2 separate regions of the Homo sapiens genome follow, and region 1 is linked to region 2. A link is a contact called in ENCODE Hi-C or POLR2A ChIA-PET data. All regions are on one chromosome and are shown on one strand. Each heading gives the region's core, a stretch centred on a gene start or an enhancer-like site at or near the end of the contact. The rest is flanking DNA. Distances are from core to core; before and after follow the strand shown.

The links. A loop is a pair of places that touch in the nucleus more often than their neighbours do. ChIA-PET counts read pairs that join two places held with the same protein, here RNA polymerase II (POLR2A). Pooled maps may share reads with other maps.
Region 1: a pooled map shows a loop between it and region 2 (4-fold over the local background). The contact joins the promoter of ITPKB-IT1 here to the enhancer-like site in region 2. A Hi-C loop is called at or near these places in 3 of 37 single-sample maps with no recorded cell type and 9 of 50 pooled maps. POLR2A ChIA-PET finds 5 or more read pairs at or near these places in 1 of 52 experiments (GM12878).

What each region holds. Positions count from the first base shown.
Region 1 is chr1:226,671,476-226,677,105 of GRCh38, forward strand. ITPKB-IT1 (ITPKB intronic transcript 1) reads right to left here and starts at 3,593. Exons shown (of 2, transcript NR_103784.1): 1 at 3,442-3,593. All of the region lies in intron 2 of ITPKB (inositol-trisphosphate 3-kinase B), which reads right to left. RefSeq lists a silencer at 4,575-4,724.
Region 2 is chr1:226,106,130-226,111,463 of GRCh38, forward strand. No RefSeq gene overlaps it. Among named protein-coding and RNA genes, the nearest start is that of LINC01703, 25 kb to the left of the region's middle. RefSeq lists silencers at 2,136-2,330, 3,878-3,977, 4,058-4,517, 4,898-4,947. Within about 2 kb of position 3,807, at least 39 of the 41 ENCODE cell types and tissues checked have a DNase peak (open chromatin) inside an H3K27ac peak, as active enhancers do; they include GM12878, where a contact is called at or near this core.

The sequences.
Region 1 (5,630 bases), core at 2,343-4,842, 570 kb after region 2:
ACAGATGTGCCACTGTTCTAGCCGCAGGTGATTTAGCAGTGAACACAACGAAGTCCCTATCCTTAAAGCAGCTTACATTCTAAGTGGGGACAGGCAGATGATAAACAAATAAAGACATATTGCATCAGGCAGCTATGAGCATCCTGAAGATAAATAAAGCCAGGTAGGGGAAAAGGGAGAACCCCAGGGAGGCGGGGAGAGGGGTGTGCTGGCTTAGTTGGCCATGGTCTTTCTGCAGGAAGTGAGGGGCTGAGCCATACACAGGCAGAGGGTATGGCACTGCAGACAGAGGGAGCGGTCAAGTGCACAGGCTTTGAGACAGGTGTGTGGGCAGCTTCAAAGGCCAGCAGGAACAGCAAAGTGGCTGGAACAGAGTAAACAAAGAGGAGAATATATCACATATGAGGTCAGTTCTTGCAGAGTTTTTTAGGCTGTTCTTAGGACTTCGGATTTTATGTCAGTGAGATAGGAAGCTGCTGGAGGGTTTTGAGTGAGGAGTGTCATAGTCTGGCTTATGTTCTAAAAGGCTCACGCTGCTTCTGTGTGTACACCTGGGGAACAGAAAGCAGGCGAGAAAGGGTGAAAACAAGAAAGATCCATTTTGAAGCTGCTGTAATTGTCCAAGTGAGAGAGGAAGATGGATTTTTTTAAAACTCTCCATTTTAGACTGAGAAATAAAAATTTTTTATCTGAGAATCCAAGCCCCCTTTAATTATCAAACCCAGAGAGGCACCGAAATGTGACAGCGTGTGACAGCGATCACGTCTCACTCCCCGCCTGAGCTAAATAATCACCTCTTGAAGCCACTTGCTATGTGGGCTCAAGACTAACTGATGCTAAGTAGCCATAAAATGACATATGCTTGACACCATCACTCGTACTCCATAGTTCAACAGTGTAGAGCAATCACTATCCAATGTTATCTCTGTAAACCAGGGAGGATTCCTGTCAAACAACTTTGTATCAGCCCACTTCCTTGTTCCTTTTGCCTTTGAAAACCTGCTTGTAACAAAGGCCAAACAGAGCACTCCCCAAGGCAACTTGGAAGTGTGTCCTGGGCAGCTGTCCTCCACCTTGGCTCAGATATTAGGTCGACAAGACCACGGCTGTCTTTCGGTGTGAGGCATATGGCTTCTTCTCACTCCCACTCTAACCTGGAGCTGCAATCCCTGCTGAAAGAATTGCCCTCTAAAGGCCTAAGGATCTCAGCAACAGGGAAGTGGGAGGAATCTTCATGCCAGAGATAAAGAGCTGGTCCATGGGCATGTGTGGGAAGCACTGGGGTAGGGCGAAGAAATCTATCTCCTGGGAGGTGTTATCACTACATAAATCCCAGATTTGATCAGGCAATGTAGCCATCTCACTATTTCAGGCTGCAGCTGCTAAGACAGGTGTGAAGTGGGCAGACAAACAGGAAGAAGGTCCCAGGTGGAGAACCTGCATTTGGCTTCTGTACCCCAATTCCAGTAATTAACAAAGCAAAAACCTGCCACACTGTGAATGATGGCCCTTCCCAACCAGAATCCTGTTTCTGACAAGTGGTGAAGACACTCTAAAATGCACCGAGTGTATGACAAGGACAATCTTCTGGATATTCCCATTTAAACAGGGATGGGCCGGATGCAGTAGCTCATGCCTGTAATCCCAACACTTTGGGAGGCTGAGGCAGGAGGACTGCTTGAGGCCAGGAGTTCAAGACCAGCCTGGGCAACATGGTGAGACCCCTTGTCTCTATAAAAAACACAAAAATTAGCCAGGTGTGGTGGCGCGCACCTGTGGTCCCAGCTACTCGGGAGGCTGAGGCAGGAGGATTGCTTGAACACAGGGGTAGAGGCTGCCATGTTCGTGCCACTGCACTCCAGCCTGGGTGACAGAGCATGACCCTGTCTCAAAAAACAATAAATAAAATAAAACAGGGATGAACTGGAGAAACTGTGAAGGTATAGGTGCTGTCTTGCTTAGGGGTGGGGATGATTTACGGAAGGCTAACACAAGGGCCTTGGTTAGTCTAAAGATAATCACGGCAACTAGGTGGTGGTACCAGGAACTAGTCCACCAAATCCCAACCTGCAGCCAAAAAGTCTCAACTCTCACCTATAAAGGGATCCTTCTAAATTCTCTAGATGTATGGAAATCTTTGACAGGTCTTCTGAAGCCTAGAGTCATCGTATAAACATAGATAAATAGTGTAGATATTGCATAGCTATAGATTGATATGTACATATACCATATACATTAGATATATGCTATATATTTACACTTCTTGGCCTTTCGGCTTTATTATCTATCTCCACAAAGTAGGACAAGACAAGCTTGTTTCCCATTTAAGTTTTTCTATCTGTACTGTTTTGCAAATCCACCAGAGAGTTGCAGGACACTCCTGCTACAGAAAGATTTCTGCCAGGCAGGCTCAGAGACCTGCTCTGTTACTGTTCTATTTAATAACACAAACACACAAATGGGGGCCTTTCTTCCCCATGACTTTCATGGCATGGCTGGGGGCAGAGCTGGGAGGTTTTCACGGCCCATATATCCTCAAACTGCTCCATTTCCCCCCGATCTCAGTTGCCACCCCACTAACTCCGGGGTGATCAGCTCCATACCACAATCATCTCCTGGTGATAGAGTTCCATGGATTTTAAAAGCTGTAAGAAAAACTGAGACAGATTCAGAAGAGATTCTAGTAACCCCAAACCAGCAATTACAAATATTTTTTAAGTATTTATATATACACATTTTTTTTTGAGACAGAGTCTCACTGTTGCCCAGGCTGGAGGGCAGTGGCACCATCTCGGCTCACTGCAACCTCCAACTCCCAGGTTCAAACCAATCTCCTGCCTCAGCCTCCGAGTAGCTGGGATTACAGGCACCTGCCACCACACTTGGCTGATTTTTGTAGTTTTAGTAGAGATGGGGTTTCACCATCTTGGCCAGGCTAGTTTTGAACTCCTGACCTCGTGATCCACCCACCTCAGCCTCCCATAGTGCTGGAATTACAGGCGTGAGCCACTGTGCCTGGCCTAATTTTTGTATTTTTAGTTAGAGACGGGGTTTCACTATGTTGGCCAGGCTGGTCTCGAACTTCTGACCTCAGGTGATCTGCCCGCCTTGGCCTCCCAAAGTGCTGGGATTAAAGGAGTGAGCCACCACACCCAGCCACAAGTTTTAGATACTTAAAATACTTTTAAGTATCTAAAATTAGCACCTCTCTTTAAACCTTTTACTCACCCTTTCCTGACCCTTTCCTTGTATCCCCCATTCCCTTTCGATTTCTTCACCATCCCTATTTGCCTCCTTTTCCTCACTATCTACCCACCAAGTCCTGCTCTGCTCCCATCCCACTTAAGATTTTCGTGTCTATTCTGTATCACCCTTAATGATCCACTGAGGCTGTGAGCTTCCTGTTTACCCACAAGCGTTCAGCGGATCCAGCCATCCTACCAAGGGTTAAAGATGCTGTAGTCCTACTGTGCTGCCTCCGACCCAGTTCCTTCCAAAACAAAGCAGGATGACAAGGTGACTCCACGAGAACTGCGTTTGACCTCTGTGTGGGTTTTCTGTTTCCAAGGCCACAGCAGGGTACTCTGAAAACTCTAAACCAGAAGGAAAGGAGACCTAGCCTTCAGAACTCTGTGTGTATGTGCTTACAGGCAAAAAAAAAAAAAAAAAAAAAAAAAGGAACCAATGAGGTTGTCAGAAGGGGATACTCTGCTGTAACTGGTGTTTACCACGACCCACCGGGTGCTGAGGAGGAAGTGGTTGCTATAACCCCAAGGGGGAAACGCTCGCTTGAAACAGGAAAATAGAACTCTTACAACTTTCCATTAGCAGCGTTCAAGAAGCCGGCCACACTGGGAAACACTTGCACAAGCACTCCCCAGAGTCCTGAGACGAGTGTCAAGACAGTCCAATCACGAAGCACAGATCAGGACACAGATACAGGTCCATGTTTTTTCCAGAACGTCTCAGCACTGGAAAAACTCTCATGATCACTTCCCTTACCTCCAGCAGGCTGAACTTGCAAGGAGCTGTGGGGAGGAGGAAGGAAGGGGAAAATGGCAGGATGACATATTGGAAAGAACGCTGGGCCCAGTGAGGGTCAGAAGACCTGGGCTTTAGTCCCAGTTCTGCGATTTACTAGTGGTGGAACTTTGGGCAAATTACCCAACCTTCCTGCTTCTCGATTTCTACTTCCTCTATAAAACAGGGATATTGTTTACTGCTCTGCTCACATCCTTGGGCTGCTGTGAGAATCCTATGGAATCCTTCATAGGATGAAACTCGTATGTGCTACGCAAATGCTTGTTATCAATGTAAGATTCGAGTCTGCATAAAGCCTTCTTGAGTCCCAGCCTCTTGCTCCTCAAACGCATCCTCTCGGCTACACTTCCACCTGTGCACTTCCTCAACCCACCTTACTTGTAATTCTGCCCACACTTCTGTAGAATTTCTGTAGAAGATCCCATAGTCTGGTCAGAGGAGTATAAGCAAGTCTAAATAACCAAAGTGGGGGGATCTCAACCAAATCATTTGACTCTGGGCTCTGTGCTCCCACATTCTCTCCTCTCCAGAGGTGAAGACTTCATCCTCAATGGCTAATTTGCCTGCTTGGAGGCTCAGATTGGCCCGTGTTCTGAGTCATATTTTCCATTTAGTAAAATGAACATCTGGCTGCTGTATGATGCCTTTTGTGTACCATCACCTAAGCCACAATTACCTGCAAGGTAATTCATACCACTACAGCACGGTGCAAAAACAGGGTTGGTTTGGGATGGTGAAAGTCAGCCATCTTAGTGTCAATCTTGCATGCAAATTCTAATGAAGAAAAGCCACTACCAGCAGGTCCACACACACTCACAAAGAACTCATAAATTATTTTAATCCAAGCGTTCAAAGGGATCCTGGGTCCCAGGAACCATCCTGCTGTTTCATCTCAGTGAGAGGCAAGATGGTTAAGGAAAAACAGCTCTAGTTTCCTCCATCCCCCCAATTCCCCTACCGGTGTGACCTTGACTAGGCCACCCAACCTTCTAAAAACCTTGGCTTCCTCATCTGCAAAATAGGGATAATAACAAGACATGCCCTTCCCGGCTCCCAGGGTTATTATGGCAACCAAGTGAGAAAACAGATGTGAAAGTGCTTTGCAAACCACAAAACACCGTCCAAGTGTGAGGTATTGTTATCTAGCAAAAGTGCCTTGAGAATAACACAGAAATCTGGAAGTATTTTAATTCGTTAATGGACTTATACCACACCTTGACTTAAAAAGGACGTAGGGTAACTGCCTGGAGGAATTCTGAAATAATTTCTAAATAAGTTTATCCAAGCAAGTTGCCAAAACAATCCACTGAATTGGGTAGTAGGCTTTTGGATAATAGGAAAACTGCAGATCGCTGTTCTTTATTCTTATTTCACCTTTTGAGCTCTAAAAAGAACTGGAAGGACCATATTGTGTTGTCTTTTACGCAAGAACTAAACAGTCTCTTTGTACCCTCCACACCCTCCCTATTCTCACTTCCATCCCCTGAGCACCTGGGAAGCAGCTCCTTCTCCAAACCTGCAAACCCTCCTCCCAGAGCCCAGGCTAGCTTGGAAGCCTGGAGCAATTTGAAACGCCGTCCTAAGATCTT
Region 2 (5,334 bases), core at 2,557-5,056:
TGGGACTACAGGGATGCGCCACCACGCCCAGCTAATTTTTGTATTTTTAGTAGAGACGGGGTTTCAGCATGTTGGCCAGGCTGGTCTGAAACTCCTGACCTCAGGTGATCCACTGCCTTAGCCTCCCAAAGTTCTGGGATTACAGGCATAAGCCACCATGCCCAGCCAGTGAAATTAATTTTAATAACATTTTATTTATCCCAATGTAGCCAATTAGTATCATTTAAACATGTAATCAATAAAAAACTATTAATGAAATATTTTAGTTTTTGTACTAAATATTTGAAATCCATTGTATATTTTTCACTTAAAGCTCACCTCAATTTGGATGCTAAATTTTCATCAGAAAATCTTGATAGGTATTTAGATTTCATAAACTTGGCTGCTGAAAAAGTAGATTTATATACTTGAGTTGTTCCAAACATACTTAAAACATTTTCAATAACTGAATCAGATATCGGTTTTCAAATTTAAGTTAATTAAAATTAAAAATTTAGTTCTAGGCGGCCGGGCGTGGTGGCTCACGCTTGTAATCCCAGCACTTTGGGAGGCGAGGCAGGCAGATCACAAGGTCAAGAGATTGAGACCATCCTGGTGAACATGGTGAAACCCCGTCTCTACTAAAAATACAAAAAAAAAAAATTAGCCAGGAGTGGTGGTGGGCGCCCATAGTCCCAGCTACTCGGGAGGTTAAGGCAGAAGAATTGCTTGAACCCTGGAGGCAGAGGTTGCAGTGAGCCGAGATCGCGCCACTGCACTCCAGCCTGGCGACAGAGCAAGACTCCGCTGCAAAAAAAAAAAAAAATTTAGTTCTAGGCTGGACATGGTGGCTTATTCCTGTAATCCCAGTGTTTTGGGAGGCCGAGGTGGGAGGTTTGCTTGAAGCCAGGAGTTCAAGACCAGCCTAGGCAACAGAGGGAGATCTCATCTCCACTAAAAAATAATAATAATAATAATAATAGTAATAAAATAATTAGTCACAGTGGTGTGTGCCCCTATTCCCAGTTGTTCAGGAGGCTGAGGTGGGTGGATTGCTTGAGCCCAGGAATTCCAGGCTACTGTGATTGTGCCACTGCACTCCAGCCTGGGCAACAGACCAAGACCCAATCTCTTAAAAAAAAGTTAGTTCTTCAGTCACATAATTTGCACTAATTTCTTTTTTTCTTTTTCTTTTTCTTTTTGAGACAAAGTCTCAGTCTGTCGCCCAGGCTGGTCTCGACCTCCTGACCTCGTGATCCACCTGCCTCGGCCTCCCAAAGTGCTAGGATTACAGGCGTGAGCCACTATGCCCAGCCATAATTTGCACTAATTTCATGTGTTGGAGAGCCACATGTGGCTAGTGGCTGCTGTATTGCACAGTACAGAGCTAGACAGTCTCAGAAAACTGTGGCTTTAAATACCAGCAGGTCTGTGCTGGTGGCTCCCCAGTATTTATCCCCAGCCTGCACATTTCCTCTGCATCAGACCTGCCTAACCAGTGTCTACTTAACCCTCCACACAGATGTATCTACTAGGTGTCTGAAACCTAACCCGTTCAAAACTGGGCTTCTAAGAGTCCCACCCCCACCCACCAAACTAGCAAGGCCAGTTTTCTCCATCTTGATTAGTGACAACCCTTTCTTCCTGTTGCTCAGGCCAAAACCTTGAGATTTTCCCTGATTCCTCTCTCTTCTTTCTCTCTCCCACTTCATATTTGGCCTGCTGATAAATCCTGTCAGCCTTTAAAATATTTCCAGAATCCCACCCCTTCTCTTCACTTTCTCAGCCACCATCCTAGGCAGCCTCTAGGGTAATCATCTCTCCTGGGATTACCCCAAGAGCCTGCTGACTGGTCTCTTGTTTCTGCCCTTACTTCTACAATCTCCCCACCCCGCAGGGTGCTGCTTTCAAAGTCAGAGGTGTCCCTCTTCTGCTCAGAAAGAACCCTGCAGTGGCTCTCATCTGTAAGCCCAAGTCCTTACAATGGCCCACTGTCTCTTTCCAAGATCTGATCCCCCTGTCTTACCTCTCCAGCCCTAGCTTCTTATTTTCATTTTCAAAGACAGGGTCTAACTCTGCTGTCCAGGCTGGAGTACAGTGGCATGCTCATAGCTCACTGCAGCTCAAACTCCTGGGTTTGAGCCATTCTCCCACCTCAGCCTCTGAAGTGGCTGGAAATACAGGCACCACCATCATGCCTAATTTTCTTTTCTTCTTTCTTTCTTTTTTTTTTTTGAGGCAGAGTCTCACTCTGTTGCCCAGGCTGGAGTGCAGTGGCACAATCTCAGCTCACTCAACCTCCACTTCCCAGGTTCAAGCGATTCTCATGCCTCAGCCTCCTACATAGCTGGGATTACAGGCACGTGCCACCACACCCAGCTAATTTTTGTGTGTATATATATATTTTATGAGATGTAGTTCCACTCTTGTTGCCCAGGCTGGAGTGCAATTGCATGATCTCGGTTCATTGCAAACTTCGCATCCCGGGTTCAAGCGATTCTCCTGCCTCAGCCTCCTGAGTAGCTGGGATTACAGATGTGTGCCACCATGCCCAGCTAATTTTTGTATTTTTAGTAGAGACAGGGTTTCACCATGTTGGCCCGGCTGGTCTCAAACTCTTGATCTCAGGGGATCCACCCGCCTCAGCTCCCAAAGTGCTGGGACCCCCCACCGGCCTAATTTTTGTATTTTTAGTAAAGCTAAAAATACATGTTGGCCAGGCTGGTCTCCAACTCCTGGCCTCAAGTGATCCACCAGCTTCAGCCTCCCAAAGTGCTACCATTACAGGCGTAAGCCACCCTACCGGCCAGCCTGGCTAATTTTCCAAAAAAAAAAAAAAAAAAAGTATAGAGATGGGGAGGGGATGGGCTGGCTTGCGATGTTGCCCAAGCTGGTCCTGAACCCCTGGCCTCAAGTGATCCTTCCACCTTGGCCTCTCAAAGTGCTGGGATTAAAAGGCATGAGCCACTGAGGTAGGCCCCTGGCTTCCACTAGGCACCTCCTCTTCACTCTGCTCCATCCACTCTGGCCTCCCTGCTCTTCCGGGAACACAGCAGGCCGCCGGATATCTGTGTGGGTGGCTTGCTTGGTTCCCTCTGGCCTTTACTCAAAAATCACTGTAGCCTTCTCAGTGAGGCCTTTCCAGGCACCCTATCCAACACTTAACTTCTCCTACACACACATTTCATATCCTTCTTCCCTGTGGTTATTTTTTCCCCTTAGCTTGATCACTATTTAACATATTTTACATTTTACTTTGGTTGCTCTGTCTCTCCCATTACAATACAAACTCTAGGAGCGCAGGGATTTTTGTGTTTGTTTTTGCTCCGTATCCCCAGTTCCTAGAATAGTGCCTAGAATAGGACCTATTAGGCGCTCAATAACTATTTTAAATGAATGAATGGATGGCTTCCAGGTAGGGAGAACAGTTGGAACAAATGCAGCTGTTCCCTTCAGAAGCCTGAAGCCTGAGCTGGGGCGTCCGGACCGCTCCATGGGGTATGCGGTCTCCATGGGGTATGCGGTCGAGCTGGGCACTGACACTTCCCTACTTTGGAACTGTGCTATGGGCAAGATGGGAGCAGGCGCTGAATCCGTGGCGCATGGGGAAAGCGGCGGTCGGAGTGGGGCTTCCTGGCCTGTCACCTCCTCCTGAGCTGCTGCGAGGAGAGGCGCGTTGGCCTCCTGGGCCACAGCTGCCTCCCTGCCCAGGGAATCCCGGGAGATGCGAATATCGAAGAACTCTGAAAATCAAATCGCATTTCTAAACGCCAGGTGGAGATTTGTTTTGAGGTTCCTAAATGACAGATGTCCCGGCGGAGGAGCGCAGAGGAGGGCGGGCCAGTTGCGTCGGGAGAGGAGGAGCCGCAGGCTGGGAGGCGCGCGCGTCACTCGCGGGCAGGGGCTGGCTGGCCGGGCGCGCGGCCGGGCGGGGGCTGCTCCGGGGAGCGCGGGGGCGGGGGCGTGCGCGTGGCCGGGCGTGCGCGCGACCACCCGGGGCGTCCAGGCTGCCCGCGCGCGCCCAAGCCCTGCTTAAAAAAGGGAGCCCCGAGCCCGCGCCCTCCGCCCGGTGCGTCCCGCGGGACGTTCCAAGAGCAGTGCGGAGAGCGCGTGGGCCGCGGCGGAGGCCGGGCTGGGGGGCGGGTTCGCGGCAGTTCCCCCCGGCTCCCCGGCAGTTCCCCCCGGCTCCTCTGCCGCCTGGCCCGGGAGCTGCCCTTTATTTATTTATTTCAGTGGGCAAAGCGGGGTCATTTGTGTTGAGGACGCAAATCTTTCCAGGAAGTTTGTGCCTATTAATATTTCAGTTCCTGGCAGCCGCCTCGAGTGCGGGGCGGGGGAGTTCAGTGCTGCGGGGGAGGGAGGCGCCTGCAGCTGCCCTGGCCCACTGGCCTCGGCTGGCCGCTTGCGGCGAGGCCGAGGGGCAGCCCCTGGGCCTCCTGGGCGCCCCCCGACCCCCGCCACCACTGGGGAAGGCAGGGCCGGCGCGGACCCCCAGAGGCGCGCGGATCCCCAGAGGCAAGCCGACCTGCTTCCGGAGCCACGCGCGGGGCGAAAGAGGCGGCCCCGGATGCTGCGACCAGAGCGAGGGCGCCAGCTCGGGGCTTCCCGGAGCGGGGGCGGAGGAGGCAGCAGCCCGGAGAGGCTGCTTAGCCACCAGATGTCCGCGGGTGGCCCGCGCGGCGCGGGCGGAGGAAGGAAGGGCGGCTCTAGGGGCGTCCTGGCTAGTCGTCCGCGACCGCGCTCTCGGGTAGCCGGGGATGGCGGGGCCTGGGGCCCGGGGCCTTGCTGACCTTGCTCCAGCCACACAGCCGGAGGGAGCTGCAGCAGAAACTTGCCATTTTAAAGCTCGGCTACCCCTCACCACCACCTGGCAAGATTGTCATCATCTCCAATCTACAGAAGCGGAAGCCGGAGCTAAATAGCCTGCTAGAGGTCACGGTGCTGCTGCCCAACGGCGGGAGCCCGGATTTCTGACATGTCTTGCAAGAAAGAGTCCCTTGGAAGCAAATGCAATTATATTCTTCTGTGGTATCAACCAACAGAATCCCCCCACTAAGGGGAACTCAAGATACCGATGGAACTCTAGGCTGGAGCGGCGGGAGTTTGCCAGATACTCGTAATCTTCGTTCCCCAGCATAAGTGCCTGCTCACTCTTTCCAGCCAGTCACATCTGGAACACCCATCATTTTCCCAAAGAAACTATTTTTAACACCCCCAGGTGCATATTTAGATAAAGGCATTTGAAGCAGTTGACATAGCCACCTCTGGAGTGTGGGCTCCTGACAAGGACACTTCAAATGCTAACTGTCCCCAGGGGATAAATTTAAGTCGTCAAGCACACAGGGACATCACACT